Regions from separate parts of the Homo sapiens genome. Here region 1 is linked to region 2. Evidence: chromatin loops called from intact Hi-C (ENCODE). Cell type or tissue: heart left ventricle. All regions are shown on one strand. Links, peaks and the distances in the headings refer to the core of each region. The heading gives the core; the rest is flanking DNA.

The links. Peaks named below come from ENCODE experiments on the same cell type or tissue, not always from the same donor. Only the 100,000 strongest peaks of a DNase experiment are listed, where the experiment ranks them.
Region 1: it touches region 2 in a loop (3-fold over the local background); 9 of 110 quality-filtered maps call a loop at or near these places.

What each region holds. Positions count from the first base shown.
Region 1 is chr22:50,428,249-50,444,196 of GRCh38, reverse strand. PPP6R2 (protein phosphatase 6 regulatory subunit 2) reads right to left here. Exons shown (of 24, transcript NM_001242898.2): 11 at 12,815-13,024; 12 at 11,868-11,932; 13 at 9,116-9,231; 14 at 7,745-7,830; 15 at 7,129-7,209; 16 at 6,594-6,691; 17 at 6,297-6,354; 18 at 5,899-6,023; 19 at 5,435-5,598; 20 at 4,340-4,496; 21 at 4,148-4,236; 22 at 3,171-3,375; 23 at 80-331. Among named protein-coding and RNA genes, the nearest start is that of MIR12114, 29 kb to the right of the region's middle. RefSeq lists an enhancer at 1-144. In heart left ventricle, for the core only: no CTCF peak of the experiment used is centred there; DNase peaks (open chromatin) are centred at 1,966, 2,516, 4,466, 6,226 and 3 weaker places.
Region 2 is chr22:50,493,442-50,503,940 of GRCh38, reverse strand. It overlaps LMF2 (lipase maturation factor 2), which reads left to right. Exons shown (of 14, transcript NM_033200.3): 13 at 37-133; 14 at 242-992. The coding sequence ends at 550. Among named protein-coding and RNA genes, the nearest start is that of LMF2, 9.0 kb to the left of the region's middle. In heart left ventricle, for the core only: a CTCF peak has its summit at 5,553 (motif pointing right); no DNase peak of the experiment used is centred there.

The DNA of each region.
Region 1 (15,948 bases), core at 1-8,000, 57 kb after region 2:
GCAGGAATGGGGTGGGGTTGGAACCGTGCGGGCTGCGGGCCCTGTCCACACCCCCTACCCCCACACTCAACCTGCTCACCCGTCCTTTGTCACTGTCCCCAGGGTGGCCACCATGGCTGGGGCTGCTGTGACTGCCATGATGGGCCCTAGGGGGACCGCCACGGCCAGTGCAGAAGAGACTGCTGGGGTGGGTATGGCGGGGCCAGCCTTGCTCAGTGCTGTGGTGATGGCCACAGTAGCCTCGGGGGGCACAGCCACGGCTGGGGCAGCAGTCACTTCCTTTGGCGCGGGGCAGGCAGGGCTTAACAGCCGGCTGTCAGCACACCCGACCCTGTGTGGCAAACATGGACTCCGGTTACGGGCACCCCCACCCTCAGTGCCACCCCGCCTCATGCCCAAGGACCAGCTGGACAAAAAGGTCCAGGCGGCCTGGGAGCACCATCTTTGGCCCCTCTCACTCCTGCCCTTTGTGGGGTGGCCCAGGTTGTGCCCAGCTAGGCAGCTCTGCTGCCCCAAGTTCCAAGTACTGGGACAAGCTGCCTGTCCATTGATGACCTCAAACCTCCTCCAGGCAGCACTCAGATCCTGCTCATCATCAAGCGCCTCATTCTTCAAGGACCCCAGAGCCTCCTGTGCTATGATCTCAACTTCAGCCTCACACTGGACACAGTCTGGGGAAACCTCCCAGGGGATGGGAGGGTAGAGAGGACCCTGCCGGGCATCTAAGGGGCTTGCTCTGGAGGGGGTCGGGCACCCCAAGGCCCAGCCTGGCCACGAGCAGCAGACGGGCCCCCTGGCTTCCTGCAGGGCGACGACACTGTGTCTGACTGAGGGAGGGGCACTCAGGTCAGGCGGGGGCGCGAGGAAGCTCACCTGCAGGCTGGGCCGTGACGACGGTGCAGGCAGGGCTCTAAGTGGCAAGTTTTACGCAGACAGCCCCGTGGAAAAAAACAACTTACTTTGCACAATGATATTCCCTGCTTTTCAGAGCAGTTTTTTAGGGGTTGTTTAGGAGAAGTGGGTAAAGGTTTGTTTTGGTTTTGTTTTTGCCGACAGTCAGTCTCTCTCATGCGCAGGCCGGAGTGCAGTGGCGTGATCTCGGCTCACTGGTTCAAGCGATTCTCCTGCCTCAGCCTCCCAAGTAGCTGGGACTACAGGCGCCTGCCACCACGCCTGGCTAATTTTTGTATTTTTAGTAGAGACGGGTTTTCGCCATGTTGGCCAGGCTGGTCTCGAACTCCCGACCTCAGGTGATCCACCCACCTCGGCCTCCCAAAGTGCTGGGATTACAGGCGTGAGCCACTGTGCCTGGCAGGGTAAAGACTGTTAAGAATTTCAGTGACTAGGCCAGGCGCGGTGGCTCACACCTGTAATCCCAGCACTTTGGGAGGCCGAGGCAGGCGGATCATGAGGTCAGGAGATCGAGACCATACTGGCTAACACAGTGAAACCCCGTCTCTACTAAAAATACAAAAAATTAGCCGGGCCTGGTGGTGGCGGATGCCTGTAGTCCCAGCTACTTGGGAGACTGAGGCAGGAGAATGGCGTGAACCCGGGAGGCGGAGGTTGCAGGGAGCCAAGATTGCGCCACTGCACTCCAGCCTGGGCAACAGAGCAAGACTCTGTCTCAAACAAACAAACAAAAATTTCAGTGACTAAACTTTAAGAAGGAATGAAGCCCACACAGGAACTCTGTATGACTTTCAACCCGAGGGGCTCTGGCCTGGGCTTCCCAGTGACTGCCGGCATCGGGAAACGGCCTTGGCCCCGTTTCCCGTGCTGTGCCCCCCACTTGCTGCAGATGCCCTGAAGACAGGGTGGCCAAACAAGGGGAGGAGCTGTGAGCACAGACGGGGCCTGCTGGTCAACAGGGCGGGGAGAGCCAGCCTGGTGCTGAGCTTGCAGCTTGGCTGGGGGAGATGCCCGGAGCCCCAGTACCACACAGACTCTCCAGGATTGCCGGGGGTCAGTGAGCAGGACCCTCTGAGGTGTCAGGCCTGCCCCACCTGTGGGGGAAGGGTAGTACAGGTGGGACGCATGCAGGCTGAGCTGCATTGGGCGGTGAGGCTGGGGGACACCCTCACCCCGCTCCAGGCAGGCCCTTCACAACCATGGAGCCAGGAGTGACTGGGATGCACCACCAGATGTGAAAGGCACCTTGTCCCCTCCTAGAGGAATCCAGCCCGAGGACTTCCCCACTGTTGCCTGGACCTACTGGGAGCTCAGGCCTCAGGGTCTTTGCACAGCTGTGCCGTTGCTGGGTGCGCCCTCCTCCCCACGTCAAGCCCAGTCCTACCCTCCCCCTCAGGTTTACCTGGCCCTGGCATCTACCCCAGCGGTCCTGCCCTCCTGCTAACCCACGCCCTGACCCCAGAGGCCAGAGAGGTATCTGTTTACTGAAGGATCCCAGGGACCTTCCTGTGGCCCTGGGGACGGATGGGGTTCAGCTTGCTGGAGGGGCCGGCCAGCCTCCAACCTCCTCACAGGGAGAGCCTCCCTCTCCACTCTCTCCCCAGGGATGGCTCTTGGGGGCTCAAGGGAGCCTGGGCCTCTGCCAGCCTGCAAGCTGCCTCCAACTCTCAGTCAGGATTTGGATGCCCCCAGTGCAGTCCTGAGGCCGCCGCCCCCCATCCTACTATCCTGCTTCTGAGGCGTCTCGGAATCATAGGCCTCCCGTGGAAGGGGAGCAGCAGGCGAGGTCTGCGTGAGCCCCACAGATGCCCGCTCGCCTGCCAGACTTAAAAGTCTGTGCCCCTCCCCGACCACCAGGGTACCCAGATCCCAGGCGGCTCAGCCAGGCCCAGAGCCCCAAGAGCTGGGCTGTTCTCTCCAACTGGGATCTGGGGTAGGGGCTGCTCCCCCAAGTCCCTGGGGGACTGTCTGGGACATCCAGGCCCTGTCTTCTTGTCTTAACCACTCACAACAGAGAACACGATGTTCTGTCCACGAAAGAAGGCCCCACACTTCTCCCATCTGGCCTCCACGTAAACGCGTGGGCACCACCGCCGCCTCAGCCAGCCTCTGAAGGGTCACGGGGCCATGGGGGAGGCAGTGTGGAGAAGACCCTGGCCTGGCCTCACCTCCTCTCAGGGGAGCTGAGACCTGGGGACAGAGCCTGGAAGCCACGCCCTATGCACCCGGCAGGCCCGCCCCCGCCACGCCCCACACACCTGCCGACAGCCTCCTCTGTCCTGGCCACTGTGGGCAGCGGGGGGGCCTCCCGGCCGGGACCCCTGCTCACCGCATCCATGGCACTCGCTGCCTTCTGGTCGCCATCCTCGCTGTGGGAGCCCCCAGAGGAGCTACTGTCAGAGGCCAGCAGGGGGGCCTTCCTGGTGACACACACGTTCCAGGCACATGGAGAAGCCGGGCTGACTGCAAAGTAGGAGGCCTGTGCTGTCCAGTGAGGCAGGAGGGGTCACAGGGTGCGGCCACTCCAGCCATAGGGTCCCCATACATGTGGCCCTCTCACATGCAGCCTGTTGCCTGCACACATGTGCCTGTGTGGGAGCCGCATGATGAGGCAGACAGGCTCACGCACCTGCCATGGGGTCTCCACACAAACAACCCTGTTGCCTCCCCCATGATACAGGGACACATGCCCTGGTCTCACAGGAGGACGCAGAGGCTCAGGGAGGGGCCCACTCCGCCTCGTGTGGTCCTGCCACAGCTCCTTTAAGCCCAAAGGACCCCAAAACCGGGGACACCAGTGTTGGGAGCCAGCTGTCACTCACCTGGAGCTCTCAGCCTTATCTGGGGGAGCTTCTGAGCCTGACTAGGGGGCTGGGGGCCAGGGGCTCTGATCAGGCCACAGAACAGCTTCCTGCCAACAACCCACCCACACACATCTCAATGCTGGGGTCCCAGTGCTGCTGTCCGGAATCCAGGGTGCAGACCTGAGCTGTGCCACCTACTCAGACCAGGCTCAGAGCCAGCCCAATGGCCTTGCTGCCTCCCCTCTGGGGGCCTCCCCATCTACACGTGGCTGCTCCAGTCCCATTGCTGTATCAAACCCCAATGTCACCAGAGACGTAGCAGCATGCGAGGCCCCGGCCACCTCCTCCCACTGCCCCCAAGGAGGGGGGCCAGCTGGCCTCAGGCCTTAAACTGGGCAAGGCTGGGTGCCGCCTGCACTGCTCCTACTCACAGGCTTTCTCAGGGCCTTGGCTCCGGCTGCCCTCAGCATGGCTGCATTCTGTGTCCACCGGAGAGCTGCACCTGGGCCCTGACTCGGAGCTGCATACAAGGACGAGGACAGGATCAGTCCTGGGGGACAGGTGCCTCCTGGCCCTGACAGGCACTTCCTGGCACAGCCCCCTCCTGCCAGCGCATTTGTTACCAGCAGAAAGGTTGGAAGTCAGTGAACTTGGCCCAGCCTTTCTCCTCTGGAGCTGAGGTGCCAGCTGCCCACACACTGGAACCCACGTCCCTCACCACTCCTGGGGCTGTGGGCGTTGAGTTCGCTGGCTCATCAAACACTGCCGTCCACATGGCGCCTGCTGGGGGAGAGACACAGTGGTCAGGCGTGGGCAGGCCTGGGGTGCTGCAGGCAAAGGGGAGGCAGCGCCCCTGCCCCGGGAGCCCCTCAGAGGTTGACAGGAAGATGGGGCTGCTCCAGGAGGGAGGCCCAGGCAGTGCCCGTCAGCCCCTCAAGGAGCAACAGGGGACAGCTCGAGGGTCCTGACAAGCTGCCGACACCCATGGGGCGTGTGACCTGGGGCTCAGTCAGGTGCCTGAGGGCCCCCAGGCCTCCAGCAGGACTGACACTGACAGTGTGGAGGTGATGCCACTGCCCTGTCCTACCCAGGACCGCAACCCACAGAGCCGGCAGCTCACCGAGCACCACTGGCCCCTTCCTGGCCTCGAGGATGGGGTGTCTTCCTCCTATCTGGGATGTTCCTGCTTCCCCAGGGTGTCACCCTTGCTCTGTCAGCGAAGAGCTCAGCCCCTCCTAACAGAGATCTCTGCCCCCGCCACCAAAGTCCTGAGTGCCTCAGTGCTGCCCCCAGGGCAGGGTAAGGAGAGGGGTCTCATCAGCCATGCGGCCTGTGAGGTGGACTGGCTCCTGCCATAGATGTCGGCCATGAAGGTGGCGGCCGGCCTGTGCTGCTGTGCTGGGGAGGGCGTCAGGCCTGTGCCTGACTGTGTGGGGGCTGGACGGACGATGGAGACTAGGTGGACACCACCCACCAGCCTTGGCAACGTGGCTGAGTGACCACAACTGCAAGGCAGGGGCAGGAGGCCACCTTGCGCTGGGCACAGCGCAGCACAGACCCCTACTCAGGACGGCTGGGAAATAGCTGGGGATTCAGGCTCCGGGCCACAGTGAGCCCCAAATGCCTCAGCTCCAAATGAAGCCTCCACAACACCCAGGCCGGGGTACCATGTCCTGTCCCCGATACCCACACTCCCAGCCCCTGGCGCCCAGCACCACCTTCTGAGTCACCCTCCACAGGGGGCGCTTCCTTCTTCCCGGGGGCCGGTGGGGCACCTGCCCCAGGTGCATCTCTGTGTGCTTCCAAGCTCGCCTTCCCATCCTGGCCTCCACGCTCTGGGCCATTCTTTGAGCAACTCTCTGAAGCATGGGGGGCTCCAAACCTGGGGGAGATTCAGAGTCAGATGTCTGGTGGCCCAGGACGGACGCCTAACATGGAGGGTCAGTGGCGGCCCCAGGCTCGGGGCTGAGGGTGAGCACAGATCGTCTCGAGAGAGGAGCACGAGACGCTCCAGGCCTCAGCTCTGGGCTCCTTAGGGTCACCCGCTGCATTGGGCCCCAGAGCTGGCAGGACAGGTGTGGCTGCTCTGCAAGCCAGCTAACGAACCACAGGGCGTCTGACAGGTGTTCTGGGGGCTGAACCTCCTCGGCAGAGGCTTTGTGGGGATGGGCAGGCCCCGCACCTGGGTCTGGCCATCACCCGGGCAGCACAGCGAGTGTCACTGTCCTCCCAGATGTCCTCGTCCTCATCATCATCAAAGGGCTGGATGCGGTCACTGCAGCAGGCCTCAAACAGAGCTGCGCTGGGCTGCAGAGTAAAACGCCAAGGTGAGTTTCCAGAGGGTCTGGGGGAGACAGGAGCCGCTCTCCCCATAGAGCTCCCAGAGGGGCTTAGTTCGGGATGTGGGAGCCCCGGGCTGGAGGGGAGGACGGGGAGGGGCAAGGAAAGCGACTGTTCCGAGCTCCACAGAGGGGCCTCTCCCAGCCCCACCGCACAGGCCCATGACAGACCGAGCCATGGGCATGGCCTGAGCTGCCTGGGAAAAGGGTGGCGGCACCCCACACAGCCCGGCTTGCTCACACTGTCCTCGTCAGCGTCGATGTTGAAGTTGATCTCTGCGATCCTGTCAAACGGGGCACTGCAAGAGCAAGGGGGATGGCTTCAGCGTTCCTCCAGGCCCACTGCTCATCTGGGGCCTCAGTGCTCCTCCCCCGGTGCTCATCGGGGGCCTCAGCACCCTCACACAACTGGGAACACCTGCTGTCTCCCGGGGACATCAGACGGCACTCCCGGCAAGACCTCAGGGAGCTGCCTCCACGGGAGCTCAGCAGCAGGGAGAGCCGCGCCTCGTGCAGAGTGCGCTCCAAGTAGACTCACTTGATGTTGTCGTCCTGGTCGGCAAACTCCTCATCATTGAAGCCAAACTGATCCACGAAGTTGGCTGTCATCTGCTGGATCTGGTAGTCAGAGAAGGCCTGGGAGGGAGGGAGGGAGGGAGGGACGGACAGACACCGGTCATGGAGGAGGCATCAGGCCTGGAGGCTGCTCTTTGGGAACCACAATCTCTCTAGTTGTTCGGGAGCTTCTCCTCCAGCACAAGTGGGCAGTAAACTCTGTTCAGGGCTCACGATTCTACCAAAACTCAGGCTGCGCGCTCGCTGCGGTCACATCTGAGATACGCCCCATATTCTCTGACTTTCGAGTCCATCTGCCGTGTCCTCAGTGCTCTCATCAAGGTGGAGTGACTTTGGGGTTCTCCCTTCAGACCCACCCCGCCCCATACGTGCTCGGAGACGAGCCCCCGCTCCCCTTTGCTAGTGAGATGCCATCAGACTCGTCTGGAGGACCAAGCGCAGCGCACACAGGTGCCGGGAAGGGCCCGGCAGGGTGCAGGTGCCGGCCACGCCCTCACCTGCTGAAGGGACAGCTCGTTAGGGAAAGCACCCTCAATGTCCTCGTCCTCACTTGAGGAGTGAAGGTGGTGAGTGCTCACCTAAAACACAGGCCAGATGGGGTGGGCGTGTGAGCCAGCCCAGCGCCCCAGACCCCACCCAGCCCAGCGCCCAGGACCATGCCCAGCCCAGGGCTCCCAGACCCCACCCAGCACATCACTCATCAGATCTCTGGGCCCAGGAGGCCGTGCTGTGTAAGGAGGTGCCTAGGTGAGGCCAAGGCCCCGTGACAGCCCGACCTCCATGTGCAGGGGGCAGGTTGTGGGTCTCAGGCAAAAGGAGCCCTCTGCCAACAAGCTACAGCTCCTGGAGTGGGAGGAAAGGGACCTGAGGCCAACACCGGCTCTGCACAGAGGTCCTCAGAGACCCAGCCCTGGGTGTGGCACAGGACGGGGTCTCTGTTACGGACATCAGCCCGGAGGACACACTATGCAGGGGCACCGCATAGTCAAGAGGAGCAGGCAGGCGTGCGGCCCTTGTGCCTCCCTTGGCCTCTGCCTCAGGGCAAAGGCAGGAGCGTCTGACGGCGTCCCAGCACCGTGCGTGCACCGAGGGGGCAGCCCCGAGCCTCCTCACCAGGTCCACAGTGTTCCTGCGGTTCGTCTCCGTCAGCGTCTCCTCCACGAAGCTCTCCCAGCGGCCACGGCAGTCCGCAGGGAGCCCTGCAAGGGAAGTGCTGCCTGGTGAGCCCTGGGAGACCCCGTGCAGATGGTGCAGGGCACCCGGGGGCTCCGGCAGGTGCATCCTGGGTCCGGGAGGATGGGGCGCTGCTACTGTGGTCAGCCCGTCTGAGGGCCTGAAGCAGGGGCTTTGCCGGATGAGAAAGAGGCAGCATAGCCGCGTGTCCGGAGGGGCCTGGGGCCACAGTGAGATTGAGGTGCAGCACCTGTGGGCAGGGTGGTGGGCACTTCTGCCCCTACCGAAACCCCAGTGGGCATCTGAGTTCCAAGTCTGTTGGGTGGAAGCCCATTCTGAGGAACTCCCAGAAACGCAGAAGCCGTGGAACAGAATCTGAGAAAGCAGCCAGCTTCCTTCCCCCCACCTCACAGGCCCAAACTCAGCAGCAGCCTACAGGCCTGGGCGCGTGTCCTGCCTGTTTTTCCGGGGAGGTCAGAGTCCTGGAAGGATTCACAATCTGGAGATCGTATGGAATGATCCAACAGCTTCCTGCTTGCCCCTCGCCTCCTTAAACTGCCCCTGCCCTGGGGAGCTGTCCCTGGCCTCCACCTCCACCCATCTACTTTGCCCTCCAGGATGTGGGGAAGCTCCTCCTGCCCTGCTTTTATTATTTGTGATGGCAGCCGGCAGGCCTGACCTCGCCAGGGGCTAATGGAGCCCAACCCAGGAGTCCCCTCACTATGGTCCTGGGGTGCGGGGAGGACTATCCAGAGCTTCCTCACCTTACACGGGTATAGGGAGGAGAGGCCACAGCTGGGCCCGCCTCTGCCACACATGTGCTGTGCCTGCGCCCACCTAACCCACTGCGTTCTTAAGAAACAGGCTGCAACCTGCTCCCCTGAGACTTGTGCTACGAAATCTCACACCTGAGTGAGAATGAGACTCTCCAATCACCTGAGTGCAGAGCACACAGCCAGGACAGCCTAGCCAGGCAGGGCTCCCTGAGCTGCAAGGAGCCCGGTGGCGCTAACGGCTTCTGAGTGCCAGCTCCGGAGTCACCAACTACCCCGGGAGGGACTGTCTCTTGTGCCACACGCTGACGCCTGGCAGGGTCTCCACAGAAGTCCGCCCAATAGAACTGACACATGAGACCCAGGCCCCCACGAGGAGAGATGTGATGTGTGAAGTGAGAGGACAGAGGTGGCCATGGGTCTCTCACTGTCAGTGCAGTCAGCACCTGCTGCCGGGCAGAGCTTAGTCTCAGGCGGCAGCTCCTTCGGGGTCCCGGTGCCCGCGACCAGCAGAAGGATGACCGGGTTGGGGGCTCACCTCGGATGACCTCGCTGATGTGCGTCTGCACAGGGCCCCGCTCCAGGTTCTGCACCACCGCGTTGGCGATCCGTGTGAGGTGGCCCATGTTCCCACGTCTCATGCCACCCGCTGCCCTGAAAGCAACAGGCACCATCGGGGCGGCCTCCTGGCCCCGACCTTGCCAGACCCACGACCCAGAGAGCCAAGTGGCAGAGGCCTCCAGGTTCACTTCGGAGAGCAAGTGCCCGGCCCCTGCCCAGTGTCCGCGCCCCCGGCCCTCCTCCAGGTTCACCTCCAGAGCAAATGCCCGGCCCCTGCCCAGCATCCATGCCCCCGGCCCTCCTCCAGGTTCACCTCCAGGGCAAGTGCCCGGCCCCTGCCCAGTGTCCGCGCACCCGGCCCTCCTCCAGGTTCACCTCCAGGGCAAGTGCCCGGCCCCTGCCCAGCATCCATGCCCCCGGCCCTCCTCCAGAGCAAATGCCCGGCCCCTGCCCAGCATCCATGCCCCCGGCCCTCCTCCAGGTTCACCTCCAGGGCAAATGCCCGGCCCCTGCCCAGCGTCCGCGCCCCCGGCCCTCCTCCAGGTTCACCTCCAGGGCAAATGCCCGGCCCCTGCCCAGCATCCATCCCCCGGCCCTCCTCCAGGTTCACCTCCAGAGCAAATGCCCGGCCCCTGCCCAGCGTCCGCGCCCCCGGCCCTCCTCCAGGTTCACCTCCAGGGCAAATGCCCGGCCCCTGCCCAGCATCCATGCCCCCGGCCCTCCTCCAGGTTCACCTCCAGAGCAAATGCCCGGCCCCTGCCCAGCATCCATGCCCCCGGCCCTCCTCCAGGTTCACCTCCAGGGCAAGTGCCCGGCCCCTGCCCAGCATCCATGCCCCCAGCCCTCCTCCAGGTTCACCTCCAGAGCAAATGCCCAGCCCCTGCCCAGCGTCTGCGCCCCCGGCCCTCCTCCAGGTTCACCTCCAGAGCAAATGCCCGGCCCCTGCCCAGCATCCATGCCCCCGGCCCTCCTCCAGGTTCACCTCCAGGGCAAATGCCCGGCCCCTGCCCAGCGTCCGCGCCCCCGGCCCTCCTCCAGGTTCACCTCCAGAGCAAATGCCCGGCCCCTGCCCAGCATCCATGCCCCCGGCCCTCCTCCAGGTTCACCTCCAGAGCAAATGCCCGGCCCCTGCCCAGCGTCTGCGCCCCCGGCCCTCCTCCAGGTTCACCTCCAGAGCAAATGCCCGGCCCCTGCCCAGCATCCATGCCCCCGGCCCTCCTCCAGGTTCACCTCCAGGGCAAATGCCCGGCCCCTGCCCAGCATCCATGCCCCCGGCCCTCCTCCAGGTTCACCTCCAGGGCAAATGCCTGGCCCCTGCCCAGCGTCCGCGCCCCCGGCCCTCCTCCAGGTTCACCTCCAGAGCAAATGCCCGGCCCCTGCCCAGCATCCATGCCCCCGGCCCTCCTCCAGGTTCACCTCCAGAGCAAATGCCCGGCCCCTGCCCAGCATCCATGCCCCCGGCCCTCCTCCAGGTTCACCTCCAGAGCAAATGCCCGGCCCCTGCCCAGCGTCCGCGCCCCCAGCCCTCCTCCAGGTTCACCTCCAGAGCAAATGCCCGGCCCCTGCCCAGCGTCCGCACCCCCAGCCCTCCTCCAGGTTCACCTCCAGGGCAAGTGCCCGGCCCCTGCCCAGCATCCATGCCCCCAGCCCTCCTCCAGGTTCACCTCCAGAGCAAATGCCCGGCCCCTGCCCAGCGTCCGCGCCCCCAGCCCTCCTCCAGGTTCACCTCCAGGGCAAGTGCCCGGCCCCTGCCCAGCATCCATGCCCCCGGCCCTCCTCCAGGTTCACCTCCAGAGCAAATGCCCGGCCCCTGCCCAGCGTCCGCGCCCCCTGCCCTCCTCCAGGTTCACCTCCAGAGCAAATGCCCGGCCCCTGCCCAGTGTCCGCGCCCCCTGCCCTCCTCCAGGACACTTCTGTTTGAGTAGCACCTGCCACGTGCAGCAGGCTCACCCCAACCTCACTACCAAAAGTGCCACTGAGACAGATGAGGAAACAGACACTGCTCTCACTCCATTTTACAGACAGGGAAATGGAGGCAGAAAGGCCGTGGCGTGGCCTAAGTCCCGCTGGTGGCAGCAGTGGCGCAGGAGGTGAGCCCATGCTGCCAGCTACCAAGCTCAGGCTCAGCACCCCAAGGGGAGGGTTGGGCGGGACCTCCATGCTGTACAGCCCAGCTCGGCCTCTGCTTCCCCACAGCTGCACTCAGACCCCTCCCAGCTCCCTGGAGTCCCTCCTCATATCGCCCAGAGCCAGACAGTTCCCAGCAGGACAGCAAACGGGTGGGGATGGCTCTGGGCCCACGACAATAAGCGGGACATGTGTCCTGACCAGAGGGAGCACCCATTAAGCAGAAGATGGAAAGACCAAAATAACGCGTCCCTGTGTGCGAGTGCTGACGGAGGGCCCGAGTTCCTGGGGAAGATCAGGAACGGACAGCGGACCCACAAGAGGGCAAAGCCAGGCTGGGCGGGGGCCAGAGCAGGTGCCTGGTGGGGACGGGACCGCTTCCTGTCGGCTCCCTGTGTCCCCTCCCCAAGTAGCATTTGCAGCTGTCCGCCCAGTAGAAGGGCCCCTTGCACAGCAGCCCCAGAACGTGGAGCCACGTCGCACACCCTACACTCCACCCGATCCTGCAGTCCTGCACGCAGCGTCACCAGGGCTTGGGTGAGGTGCGTCTCTGCATCCCTGACTGGCCAGGCTGGGTCCCTCCACGTCCGAGCGGCTCTTACTGCGTGTGGTCGTTGGCTTCCCAGGCCTCCAGGATCCTCTGCACCAGGCAGCACTTCTGGAACAGCTGGGGGGCGGGGCAGGGGGACAGCGTGAGTCAGGGTCTGAAGGCGGCACGCACCCCTCCACCCATCCCTGGACTGGGCAGGGCTGGCTGGCGGCCACGTCTGTGTGGACTTTGCAGGCCCTGACTGCTGCGCACGCACAGCCCCAGCCTCCGCGGTCCTCACCAAACACCAGAGGAGGGTGCGGTTCGGGGCTCATACTGCTGAGCGCCCTAAAGATGAAGCCCGAGAAAAGGACCCTCTCCCTTCTCCTCCAACTCCTGGAATTGCCCCCTGACCCCTGTCTTCCCCTGGGCCTTCTCCCCGTCTCTCCATTGCCCTCCACTTTGGCCACTCTCCTGCCCTCTTTCTCTGTGTCCGGAAGAACGACTAGGGCTGTCTGCCCTCAGCACTTTCTCTCACCTCCAGGCCCTGACACAGATCACTTCTTGTACCTGAGATGTTTTTCCTGGGCTCCACCTCACACTACGATATACCTGTGGCCTTGCTATCCGGGTGACAGTCCCTGGTTGGCCTGCATGTCCCTCAGCATCCCCTCCCCACCGTGTGGCTCCCATCACTGACACTGCTGGCTCCCTGGGCATTTATTCCCTGGGCCTCCAGCTGGAGGCCAGACTGAACTCATCTCATCCAGTGCTAACCCTTGCCAGGCCTGCACGTGGAAGGCACCAGTACCCCTGCTGAAGGCAGGTAGGAATGAGATCTGCAAGACCCACTCAAGCCCCACTGTCTACGAGCGTCTGACCAGACACCTGGGGACCCTTTTCAAAGCCCTGCCCCCGTGTCAGCTGCACAGTGAGGTCCGGCACACGTCAGCGCTGACATGGACACGGTCTGAGTGGGGCGCAGTTGGCGCTGATAAGATGGATGCTTCTTGGACTCACGTGGGTCACCATTGTGTTGTCAGGGAGGCTGGCGGCCGGCTGGGGAGTCTCCAGGCTCCGGTTCCCGTTCTCATGCGGAGGCTCCACCCTGCTCTCGGATCCGCTGGCTTCTGTCCTCTCCTCACGGGCAGCGTGGGAGAGAATAGCGGCTATGCATAGTTCCACTTGGAAGTGCAAAAAGTTATTCCAGGTGTACTTAAAGAACAAGTCCTGGGTAAACAGAGGACAGAAGACAGTTCTTAGATCGGTTTTCTCCTGCCGGCTACACCACAAAGCTGAGGGAAACCCTTCCTAAAGGTGGCGTCCTAACTCCTCACAAGTCCAGTCTCTGGGTAGCTAGGAAGGAGTTTTAAGCGTTTTCCTGAGGGTCATCTCTCTATTACGGAGCTTCTTCAAATAGCCACTGAGCACTTCTGCCTCCTGCCTGTGGGTGTCTGTTGGTCTCTGCTTCAATCTGAATCATCACCTTTCTACTTTCTGCGGGTTTATTCTTTTTTTTTTTTTTTTTTGAGACGGAGTCTTGCTTTGTCTCCCAGGCTAGAGTGCAGTGGCACGATCTCGGCTCACTGCAACCCCTGCCTCCTGGGTTCAAGTGATTCTCCTGCCTCAGCCTCCCTGGTAGCTGGGATTACAGGTGCCCACCACCATGCCCAGCTAATTTTTGTATTTTTAGTAGAGACGGGATTTTGCCATGTTGGTCAGGCTGGTCTTGAACTTCCAACCTCAGGTGATCTGCCCGCCTCCGCCTCCCAAAGTGCTGGGATGACAGGCATAAGTCACCAGGCCTGGCTTCTTTTGTCCTTCAGTTGGAAGCTCAACTCATTAATTGCAGCCTTTCTTTCCAGTCTGTCTTTAAAGGCTACATTTCCCTGTATACAATCAACTTTAACTACATTCTACACATTTTGCTAAGTAGTATTTTTATGATTCTTCAGTTCTAAGTATGTGAGAAGTTCCTTTATGATTCTGTCTTTCTCATGAATTATTGGAAGTGTGTTAGACTCTCAAGCACATGAGGATTCCACCCAGGATGGGCAGGCGTGTGCATATCGTCCACCACACAAACGTGAGACTGTGAGGGGCACATTCAGACACTCCCCAAGGGAGCCCAGACTTAACCAGCATGGGCTGAAGCCCAGAGGTGGTTCTGGCCACCTAGATACTCCCCTGGGGGACAGAGGTGGCTGAACGAGGACAGCTGCCATCTCTCACCTCCCATGTAGCTTCTTCCAGATGAGGACAGAGAGGGGGACATAGGTCTGACGCACTCGCCCCCCACTGCCGTCTCTTACATTCCAGGGCCACGGCAGCCTGTGTCCCAGACCCTCTTCTGCCTCCATGGAGAAGGAGGACTGTATGGAGAGGGGAATGGGGTGAGGTGTATATTCCACACCAGGATTCGAGCTTGGGCTCCTCGTTCCACACAGTGGGGTTGGAGCTAGAGAAAGGCAGGAGGCTCATTTGCTTCATGTTCTCCACAGAAACGTAGTCCTAAATCCTGGCTTCACCTTCTCTGCCCATGTGACCTTGAGCAACCTTGGAGGAGGCTTTCCTGTGTCACCTCATCTGTAACATGGAGTCAGACCTACCTCTCAACAAAAAGCCCGTACCAGATGGCTTTGCTGGTAAATTCTACCAAACATTTATTTTGTTGTTTGTTTTTCCTTTCCTGGCGATGAGGTCTACCAAACATTTAAAGAAGAGTTAACACTAATCCTTCTCAAACTCTTCCAAAAAACTAAGAGAGAATACTTTCTAATTCATTCTGTGAGGACAGAATTACCTCTGATACCAAAGCTGAATGAGGACACTACAAGAAAAGAAAACTACAAACCAATGTTCCTTATCAACATGGATGCAAAATACTAGCAAACCAAACTTAGCATCATATCAAAAGAATTATATACCAGGATAAAGTGGGATTTGCTCCTCAAATGCAAGGATGGATCGACGTATGAAAATCAATCAATACACCACATTAACAGGATAAAGGACGAAAGCCAAATGATCATCTCAACTCATACAAAAAAAATCTGATAAAATTCCACATACGGCCAGGTGCGGTGGCTCATGCCTGTAATCCCAACACTTTGGGAGGCCGAGGAGGGTGGATCACCTGAGGTCAGGAGTTCAAGACCAGCCTGGCCAACGTGGTGAAACCCCATCTTTACTGAAAATACAAAAATTAGCCGGGCATGGTGGCACACGCCTGTAATCCCAGCTACTTGGGAGGCTGAGGCAGGAGAATCGCCTGAGCCCAGGAGGCGGCGGTTGCCGTGAGCCAAGATCATGCCACTGCACTCCAGCCTGGGCAACAAGAGCAAAACTCTGTCTCAAAAAAAAAAAAAAATTCAACATACTTTCTTGATAGAACACTCAAACTAGGAATAGAAGGAAATATCTTCAGTATGATAAAGGCACCTATGAAAAGCCCATAGCTGACAACATATTCAATGCTGAAAGACTGAAAGCTTCTCTAAGATCAGGAGCGAGGCAAGGATGCCCACTCTCACCACTGCTATTCGGTCTTCTCTTAGCAGTCCCAGCCAGAGCAATTAGGCAAGAAAAAGAAATAAAAGGCATCCAAATGGTAAAGGCAAAAGTAAAATTATCTTTGTTCCCAAATGACATGATTTTTTTTTTTAGAATATGTATTTTTTTTTTGAGCAAGGATCTTGCTCTGTTGCCCTGGCTGAAGTACACACAGTGGCGTGATCTCGGCTCTGCAGCCCTGACCTCCCAGACTCAAGTGATCCTCCCTCTTCAGTCTCCTGAATAGCTGGGACTACAGATCTGTGCCACCACACCTGCCTAATTTTTATTCTTATTTATTTTGTAGAGACCAGGTCTCACTATGTTGCCCAGGCTGGTCTTAAACTCTTGGGTTCAAGCAATCCTCCTGTGTAGGCCTCCCAAAGTGCTGGGATTACAAACATGAGCCACCACACCTGACCTGATATGATCTTACACATAGAAAATTCTAAATATTCCAGATAAATTGCTAGAGCTAATAAATGAATTCAGCAAAGTTCTAGAATACAAAATTGACACACAAAAAAGCAGCTGCATTTCCATACACTAGCACTGAATAATCCAAAAAGGAAAGTAAGAAAACAATTTTATATATGACAGCA
Region 2 (10,499 bases), core at 2,490-10,489:
GTGCCTCCAGCTTCTGAACATCGGGTCCTGCTGCAGCCAGTGGTGGCGGCGCCAGTGGGTGGAGGAGTTCTTCCCATCCGTGTCCCTGGGGGACCCCACGCTGGAGACGCTGCTCAGGCAGTTTGGACTACAGGTAAGGGGGTGTCAGCCAGGCTGGGGGAGGTGGCAGGGGTGACCCCAGCCTCCCGGGGTAAACCCAGTAAGCACTTCCCCAACCTCCCTCCCTCCCTCCCTCCCACAGGAGAAAAGCCCACCTCGCACCCGCAGCGCCAACAGCACCCTGGCCCAGGCCCTCCACTGGACTCGCTCTCAGCTGTCTCCCCTGGAGGCCCCCGCCCTGCTCTGGGGGCTCCTCATGGCCGTGGGGGCTGTCAGATTTGTGCAAGCCCTGCTAGCACCCTGTTCTCTCCGGTCCTCCCCGCTGGCACCAGTCAGCGGGGAGAAGCGCAGGCCAGCCTCCCAGAAAGACTCCGGAGCTGCCTCCGAACAGGCCACCGCAGCCCCCAACCCCTGCTCCAGTAGTTCGAGGACCACCCGGCGAAAGAAGTAGCTGTGTTCTCCCAGCTGCACGTCCTGAGAGGGCCAGGTCGCCGGGAGTGCTCTGGCCTCCGGCAGGACAGGACCCAGCCACTGTGCCTTAGCTGACCCTGCAGGGCCAGGCACAGGTTGGGGGGCTGCCCCTGGGGTTTGCAGGGTGCTGCATTGAGGGCTCCAGGCCCCACCCCCACGCCAGCCATGCCCCTCCCCAGGACTCCCACTATTGCCTCTGTGATTGGCCCAGGAGGAAAACACGACCAAGCTCAAGACCCTTCCCCTGCCCTGGGCTGTGGGGGTCTGAGTCTAGAGCCCCCAACCCTAGGCCCCGTGCCAGAGGGGAAGAGGCTGACTCCCAGGGGAAGAGGGGAAGCACTGTCATCTTCCACGTCATCTTCACACCAGCCCATCCTGCCCTTTAGATCTGGGCACCAATAAAGGCGTCTTTTGTGCTTGGCTGTGTGCCTGGTGCTGCTTTCCCAGGAGGCATGAGGATGGGATTGTCTCCCCTGCCCCAGGCAGTGGGCCGCCCAGAGCACAGTCAGGCTCCGCCACGGCGTGGCTCCCTGGGCACCCTCCTGCCCCGTCCTCAGCATTCTCTCTGAAGAGGCCTGGCTTGGTGTTGCCCACTGCCTGATCACAGAGGAGCCTCAGGCCTGGCACAGCCCGGTGGACCTGTCAGCTCCACACTCCAAGGTCGGTGGTGGAGCCGGTCCCTCACTTCCCTCCTGCTCCCACTTCTTGGCCTCAGGAAAGGACGGAAGGGCCAGAGTGGGCAAGGGGAGAAGGAGAGATGAGGTGGGCAGGTTAGAAGAGGCTCCTCTGCAGAGTGAGGCCAGGGGGAGGGTAGCTGGAGGCCCTGGGTTGGGACGGAGGAGGGAAGGTGCATCTGATGCCCCTGGCCTCCATCCTGGGAAGAGAACAGCAGCAGAGACAGCAGTCAGGGCACCGTCCAGGTTTCCATTTGGGGTCAGGTTATCAATCAGAGGTCACTGCCCACCCTGGAAACTCACAGCACAGCTTCCTCTGCCTCTGGCCCGTCCTCTTGGTACAGCCCCTGCCTCCTGGTCTCCTGCCAGACCCCTGGGCAGCTCCCAATGTACCCAGCTCCCTCATGTCACTGACCTCCATCTGGCCCACCCAGGCAGAGCCCTGTGCTCAAACACAGCCTGTGGCGTGAACTCTCAGATGTCTTCAAGGGGCTCCTATACATGGAATAAACAATCGAGAAGTCAGCCTTGGCTTAATAATAGGCTGGGCGCTGTGGCTCATGGCTGTAATCCCAGCACTTTGAGTGGCCGAGGTGGGTGGATCACCTGAGGTCAGGAGTTCGAGACCAGCCTGGCCAACATGGTGAAACCCAATCTCTACTAAAAATACAAAAATTAGCTGGGCATGGTGTCGGGTGCCTGTAATGCCAGCTACTCCACAGGCTGAGGCAGGAAAATCGCTTGAACCTGGGAGGCAGAGGTTGCAGGGAGCCGAGATCATGCCACTGCACTTCAGCCTAGACAACAGAGTGAGACTCCATCTCAAAAAAAAAAAGTAATATGTTTAAAACTAAAAAACCTGTTCCTAGGCTTCTTGGCTTTCTAGACAGGGTCTCACTCTGTTGCCCAGGCTGGAGCACAGTGGTGCAGTTGTGGCTCACTGCAGTCTCAGACTCCTGAGCTCAAATGATTCTCCTGCCTCAGGCTGCCATCACCACCCACACTCCCCTTGTTGCCCAGGCTGATGTTCCTGAGTTTTTTTTTTTTTGAGACGGAGTCTCGCTCTGTCACCCAGTCTGAAGTGCAGTGGCAGGATCTCGGCTCACTGCAAGCTCCACTTCCCGGGTTCGCGCCATTCTCCTGCCTCAGCCTCTCTGAGTAGCTGGGACTACAGGCGCCCGCCACCACACCTGGCTAATTTTTTGTATTTTTTTTTTAGTAGAGACGGGGTTTCACCATGTTAGCCAGGATGGTCTCGATCTCCTGACCTCGTGATCCGCCTGCCTCGGCCTCCCAAAGTGCTGGGATTACAGGTGTGAGCCACCGCGCCCGGCCTGATGTTCCTAAGCTTTCAAGCTCACTTGATGAATGCGTTCTGTGTTTTGTTTTGTGTAGCAGCTCTCTTGGTAAGCCACGTGCTACACAATTCACCCGTTCAAGTGCGCAATTCAGTGGCTTTCAGTTTATTCACAGAGTTGCACGTCTATCACCAGAGTCCATTTATTTACTTATTTAGAGATGGAGTCTCACTCTGTCACCCAGGCTGGAGTGCAGTGGCACAATCTCGGCTCACTGCAACCTCCACCTCCTGGGTTCAAGCGATTCTCCTGCCTCAACCTTGCAAGTAGCTGGGATTACAGGCGTGCACCACCACACCGGGCTAATTTTTGTAGTTTATTAGTAGAGATGGGTTTTCACTATGTTGGCCAGGCTGGTCTCGAACTCCTGACCTCAGGAGATCTGCCCACTTCGGCCTCCCAAAGTGCTGGGATTATAGGCATGAGCCACGGCGCCTGGCCCGGAGGCCATTTTAGAACCTTTCATCTCCAGAAGAAACCCCAAACCCTTTAGCCTTTGCCCTCTGACCCCTCCCTGCCAAGCCCTAAGCAACTATTCATCTACCTTCTGTCTCTGTGGATTTACCTACTCTGGATATTTCCTGTAAATTGGATCAGTAACATGGGACCTTTGTGTCTGGCTTCTTTCACTCAGCACGGTGTTTTCAAGGCCACACCCACGTCATAGCACGTATGAGCGCTGTGTTCCTTTAGGGCTGAGTCAGTCCAGTGTACGGAGGGGCCACGTTTTCCCTGTCCTTATTCATTCGTATATCGATAGACGCTTGCGTGGCTTCCGCCTTTCCTATGTGAATAGTGCTGCTGTGAACATTGGATATGCAAGCTTTTGTGTGGGATTACAGGTGCACGCTACCACACCCAGCTAATTTTTGTATTTTTAGTAGAAACGGGGTTCGCCATGTTGGCCAGGCTGGTCTTGAACTCCTGACCTCAAGTGATCCACCGCCCCCCCCCCCCCCACCATCCTGCCAAAGTGCTGGGATTACAGGTGTGAGCCACCACGCCCAGCCTATATAGAACTGATTTGATGAGAAGCTGAGTCTCTAACAGATGCAGTGACTAAGACACCATTTGGTCAAAGAACCATATAGGCTGTGCACCGGGAGGAAACACACACAGGCTGTTTCCTAGTAAAATGCAAAAAAAAAAAAAAAGGAATAAAACCACTTGCATTTGTCAAAAATAAATTTTTAAGCCGGGCATGGTGGCTCACACCTGTAATCCCAGCACTTTGGGAGGCCGAGGCGGGTGTATCTCCCAAAGTCAGGAGTTCAAGACCAGCCTGGCCAACATGGCGAGACCGTGTTTCTACTAAAAATACAAAAATTAGCCGGGCGTGGTGGCAGGCGCCTGTAATCCCAGCTACTCAGGAGGCTGAGGTAGGAGAATTGCTTGAACCCAGGAGGCAGAGGTTGTGGTGAGCCAAGATCGTGCCATTGCACTCCAGCCTGGGCAACAGGAGTGAAACTCCGTCTAAAAAAGAAAAAAAAAATTTGCATGGAGACATTTGTGGCTGCTGTGTATATTACACTCATTAGCTGGAAACTGTTTATGAGGTGATAGCTAAGTAAGGGATCCATTAGGGGAATGAGCTACTGCCTTTGTGTATAACAACTGTCGAGAAGAAATAGTTAAGTGATACAATCATAATTTTATAAAAAGAGAATCTGGGCCAGGCGCGGTGGCTCACGCCTGTAATCCCGCCACTTTGGGAGGCCGAGGCGGGCAAATCACCTGAGGTCAGGAGTTCAACACCAGCCTGGCCAACGTGGCAAGACACTGTCTCTACTAAAAGTACAAAAAAATTAGCCGGGTATGGTAGTGTGTGCCTGTAATCCTAGCTACTCGGGAGGCTAAGGCAGGAAAATCGCTTGAACCTGGGAGGCGAAGGTTGCAATGAGCCAAGATCGTGCCACACCACTCCAGCCTGGGCAACAGAGCAAGACTCCGTCTCAAGAAAAAATAAAAATAGGCCGGGTGCGGTGGCTCATACCTGTAATCCCAGCACTTTGGGAGGCCGAGGCGGGTGGATCACGAGGTCAGGAGATCGAGACCATCCTGGCTGACATGGTGAAACCCCATCTCTACTAAAAAAAATAGAAAAAATTAGCCAGGCGTGGTGGCAGGCACCTGTAGTCCCAGCTACTTGGAAGGCTGAGGCAGGAGAATGGCGTGAACCCAGGAGGTGGAGCTTGCAGTGAGCCGAGACGCCACTGCACTCCAGCCTGGGCGACAAAGCGAGACTCCGTCTCAAAAAAAAAAAAAAAAAAACAACAAACGGAGAAGTAGGTCCAGAATTTGTCAATAGTCAGTGACTTTGGAGATGGGATTTTTTTTAGTTATTTTGTGCTGATTCATATATGCACATTCCTACTTTATTATTACCCATTACATAACACATATGCTTGAATATTCAAGGAAACACACCTCTATAAGCAATATTCAAGAGTAACTACTGGGCTTGAGAATAAGTGTGTCAGAACAAATGAGATCCTATGAGAGAGAAGGCAGGAGCCAGGGAGGACGATCCCAGGGCTCGGCAGGGAGGCGGAGCCGTCAGAGGAGGGCGGCCAACCAAGGAACCACCCCCCGGAGGTTTGCAGAGGTCAGGGTCCCCGCAGGTGATTGGACTGTTGTGGAGTGTCCAGAAGACAGCGAAAGTCTCTGAGTTCACCAGATAACCCAGACCAACTGGAAACCCAGTGGTGGTTCTACAGAAAAAACTAGCACAGGATTGGCTGTGTGAGGGTGGGGTTGGCGTCTGTCTTCGCTGCAGCTCTGTCTGCAGAGCCAGCACCGTAACAGCTCACACTAGCTGCTCAGTATGTGTCTGAAAGTGAATTAATATCTAGGAAGGGATGAAGGCAGGTACTGCTCTCTGCAGAGACTTCCCGCCTGAAATGCCATAGCCCCAGACATTGGAGCTGTCCAAAACCTTGGCTTGTGGAGAATTTCCAGAAGGGGGCACTGTGGACACGGTTCAGCATCTGCCTCCCAAGGCTGGGGCTCCATGTCAAAAGAAGGTGAGACGACCAGGCACAGCGGTCACTCCTGTAATCCTAGCACTTTGGGAAGCCACAAAAGGATCACTTGAGGCCAGGGGTTCAAGACCACCTGGGCAACATAGCAAGAGCTTCTCTCTACAAAAAAAAAAATTTAAAATGTAGCCAGATGTGGTGGCCTGAACGTGTAGTCCCAGCTACTCAGGAGGCTGAGGCAGGAGGATCACTTGAGCCAGGAGTTCGAGGCTGCAGTGAGCTCTAATTGCACCCCTGCACTCCCAGCATGGCAACAGAGCAAGACCTGGTTTCTTAAAAGAAACAAAAAAAGAGATGAGATTGGGGTGTCCTGCTTCCATGCACGTGGAGGGGAGAACTGGGAACTGTGGACTGTAGGGGATCGAAGACCTTTGGATGGGAAGAGCAGCTCTCCAGAGCTGCACAAGAACCACGGGCAGAGGCCCTGGCTGGTGAGATGATTCTAGCTGTGTGGCTCGCCGAGCAGGAAAAGCAGGAACAGAGACCAGAAATGAGGCTGGGCGCAGTGGCTCATGCCTGTAATCCCAGCACTTTGGAAGGCTGAGGCGGGTGGATCACATGAAGTCAGGAGTTTGAGACCAGCCTGGCCAACGTGGTGAAACCCTGTCTCTACTAAAAATACAACAATTAGCCAGGCATGGTGGCACATGTCTGTAATCCCAGCTACTCAGGAGGCTGAGGCAGGAGAATCGCTTGAACCTGAGAGGCGCAGGTTGCAATGAGCCGAGATCGCACCACTGCACTCCAGCCTGGGTGACAGAGCGAGACGCTGTCTCAAAAAAAAATAATAAAAATAAGTAAATAAATGAAAGTTTAAAATGGCAAGAGTGGCCCAATCTAGAGAAAATGTAATTTGGGAGGGAATAGCTCTCCCTTTACTGTAGCCTTATTATTATGGTATCGACAAAGCAATGTCATATTCTAACTCTGCAGAGATAAAATTTTAAGGGGCAAAAGTCCAAGGCGGAAGTCAAAAGTTTTGCAAGGAAATCGATGAGGTTGGTGATCTGAGCTGGGCGAGGTTGGACAGGTGGGTGCCACGGTCCAGGTGTCTGACTGTCTCTGTCTGGCAAGTAAGCAGAGATCTAGAGCTGTCCTGTGAATTAAGTGGGAGATTGGACAGGGGTGCACACTTGTGTATTGAGGAGAAGGTCGTGGACAAGCTGGGGCAGAGAGCTGGCAGAGAGAATACCCAGGAAGATTTTTTTTTTTTTTTTTTTTGAGACGGAGTCTTGTTCTGTCGCCCAGGCTGGAGTGCAGTGGTGCAGTCTTGGCTCACTGCAACCTCTGTCTCCTGAGTTCAACCTATTCTCCTGCCTCAGCCTCTGGAGTAGCTTGGATTACAGGCCGTGCCACCATGCCCAGCTAATTTATTTATTTATTTTTTTAATAAAGACGGGGTTTCACCATATTGGCCAGGCTGTTCTCTAACTCCTGACCTCATATGATCCCCTCACCTCGGCCTCCCACAGTGCTGGGATTACAGGCGTGAGCCACTGCACCTGGCCAGGAAGTTTTTGTTTTTTGTGTTTTTTTGAGACAGAGTCTCGCTCTGTCCTCTAGGCTGGAGTGCAGTGGTGCAATCTCGGCTCACTGCAACCTCCGCCTCCCGGGTTCAAGCAATTCTCCTGCCTCAACCTCCTGAGTAGCTGGGACCACAGGCGCACACCACCACGCCCGGCTAATTTTTGTATTTTGTTTGTTTGTTTTGGGGACGGAGTTTCGCTCTTGTTGCCCAGGCTGGAGTACAGTTGTGCAATCTCGGCTCACTGCAACCTCCACCTCCCGGGTTCAAGCAATTCTCCTGCCTCAGCCTCCTAAGTAGCTGGGACCACAGGCGCACACCACCATGCCCAGCTAATTTTTGTATTTTGTTTGTTTGTTTTTGGGATGGAGTTTCGCCTTGTTGCCCAGGCTGGAGTGCAATGGCGCGACCTTGGCTCACCGCAACCTCCACCTCCCAGATTCAAGTGATTCTTCTGCCTCAGCCTCCCGAGTAGCTGGGATTACAGGCATGTGCCACCACGCCTGGCTAATTTTGTATTTTTAGTAGAGACAGGGTTTCTTCATGTTGGTCAGGCTGGTTTCGAATTCCTGACCTCAGGTGATCCACCCGCCTCAGCCTCCCAAAGTGGTAGGATTACAGACACGAGCCACCGTGCCCGGTCAATTTTTGTATTTTTAATAGAGGCGGGGTTTCCTCATGTTGGCCAAGATGGTCTCGATCTCTTGACCTCATGATCTGCCCACCTTGGCCCCCAAAGTGCTGGGATTATAGGCATGAGCCACCACGCCCGGCCGAAGATGCTTTTAGCAGGAGAAGGATCAAGCTTAGATGCAGGCTTGGGAAAATAGGTAACTTGACCAAAGGGAGCAACATGAGATTCCACACCTGAATTTTGTATACAGTTTATTCAGCGGATTGGGACAGGAGCAAAAATAGATTTTCTAGGAACTACGGACTCCTGTGATTGGAGGGGTAGACAAAGTACAGCAGCATCAGACAAGCCCTTGCTGAGGTGCTGGGCGAGAAATCTCAGAGGTCAGGTAGAAGGCCCCTGTATGAAGAGGGAAGGTTTGGGAGGGCAACCTGACTTGTCTTCAGAAAAAGCTGGAACTAGTTGGCTTAGTGGTCAAGAGAGACTGGGTTGAAAATGAGGAATCAGCCGGGCGCGGTGGCTCACGCCTGTCATCCCAGCACTTTGGGAGGCCGAGGCGGGCAGATCACGAGGTCAGGAGATCGAGACCATCCTGGCTAACAGGGTGAAAGCCCGTGTCTACTAAAAATACAAAAAATTAGCCAGGCGTGGTGGCGGGCGCCTGTAGTCCCAGCTGCTGGGGAGGGTGAGGCAGGAGATTCACTTGAACGCAGGAGGCAGAGGTTGCAGTGAGCTGAGATCACGCCATTGCACTCCAGCCTGGGCAACAAGAGCGAAACTCCGTCTCGAAAAAAAAAAAGAAAAAGAAAAGAAAAAAGAAAGAAAAAGAAAAATTAGAAAAATAAACTTTTCTTTCTTTCTTTCTTTTTTTTTGCGATGGAATCTCGCTCTGTTGCCAGACTGGAGTACAGTGGTGTGATCTCGGCTCACTGCAACCTCCACTTCCCTTGTTTAAGCAATTCTCTTGCCTCAGCCTCCCTAGTATCTGGGACTACAAACACGCGCCACCACGCCCAGCTAATTTTTGTATTTTTAGTAGAGATGGCGTTTCACCATGTTGGCCAGGATGGTCTTGATCTCTTGGCCTCGTGATCCACCAGCCTCGGCCTCCCAAAGTGCTGGAATTACAGGCCTGAGCCACTGCGCCTGGCCAACTTATCTATTTTCTTTTGTTGTCTGTGCTTTTGGTGTCATATCCAAGGAATTATTGCCTAATGCAATGTCAAGGAGCTTGTCTTCTGTTTTCTTCTGAAGGTTAAAGTTTTAGTTTTTTTTTTTTTTGAGACAGAGTCTCACTCTGTCGCCCAGGCTGGAATGTGGTGGCACAATCTCAGCTCACTGCAACCTCCGTCTACCAGATTCAAGCGATTCTCCTGCCTCAGCCTCCTGAGTAGCTGGGATTACAGGCAAGTGCCACCATGCTCGGCTAATTTTTGTATTTTTAGTAGAGACAGGGTTTCACCATGTTGGCCAGGCTGGTCTCAAACTCCTGACCTCAAGATCCACCTGCTTCAGCCTCCCAAAGTGCTGGCATTACAGGCGTGAGCCACCGCTCCTGGCCATTTTAGCTCTTAAGTTTAGGTCAGCCGGGCGCTGTGGCTCACGTCTATTATTCCAGCACTTTGGGAGGCCAAGGTGGGAGGATCACTTGAGCCCAGGAGTTCGACACCAGCCTGGGCAACATGGAGAAACCCTGTCTCTACAAAAAATAAAAATTAGCCAACTGTGGTGGTGTGCACCTGTAGTCCCCCTACTACTCTGGAGGCCAAGATGGGAGGATCGCTTGAGCCCAGGAGGTCGAGGCTGCAGTCAGCTGTGGCACACTTCTTCACTTCAGCCTGGGTGACAGAACAGGACCCTGTCTCAAAGCAAAAAAAGTTTAGGTCATTGATCCATTTTGATTTAATTTTTGTATGTGGTATGTGGTGTAAGGTAAGTGTCCAACTTCATTTTTCTTTTTTTTTTTTTTTGAGACAGAGTCTTACTCTTTCGCCCAGGCTGGAGTGCGGTGGCGAGATCTTGGATCACTGCAACCTCCGCCTCCCGGGTTCAAGCGATTCTCCTGCTTCAGCCTCCAGAGTAGCTGGGATTACAGGTGCCTGCCACCATGCACAGCTAATTTTTGTATTTTCAGTAAAGACAGGGTTTCACCATGTTAGCCAGGATGGCCTCAAATTCCTGACCTCAGGTGATCCACCCACCTCGGCCTCCCAAAGTGCTGGGTTTACAGGCGTGAGCCACCGTGCCCGGCCCAACTTCATTTTTCTGCATGTGAATATTCTATTTGTCCAGAACCATTCGTTTTTGCTTGTTTGTTTTTTGAGATGGAGTCTGGCTCTGTTGTCCAAGCTTGAGTGCAGTGGCGAGATCTCGGCTCACTGCAACCTCTGCCTCCCGGGCTCAGATGATTCTCCTGCCTCAGCCTCTCCAGTAGCTGGAATTACAGGCATGCACCACCATGCCCAGCTAATGTTTGTATTTTCAGTCAAGACAGGATTTCACCACGTTGGCCAGGCTGGTCTTAAACTCCTGACCTCAGGTGATGTGCCCACCTCGGCCTCCCAGAGTGCTAGGATTACAGGCGTGAGCCACCACTCCTGGCCCCATTTGTTGAAAAGATCATTCTTTCCACCATTGAATGATTCTGGCACCCTTGTTGAAAACCATTTGACCATATATTGAAGTGTTTATTTCTGGGCT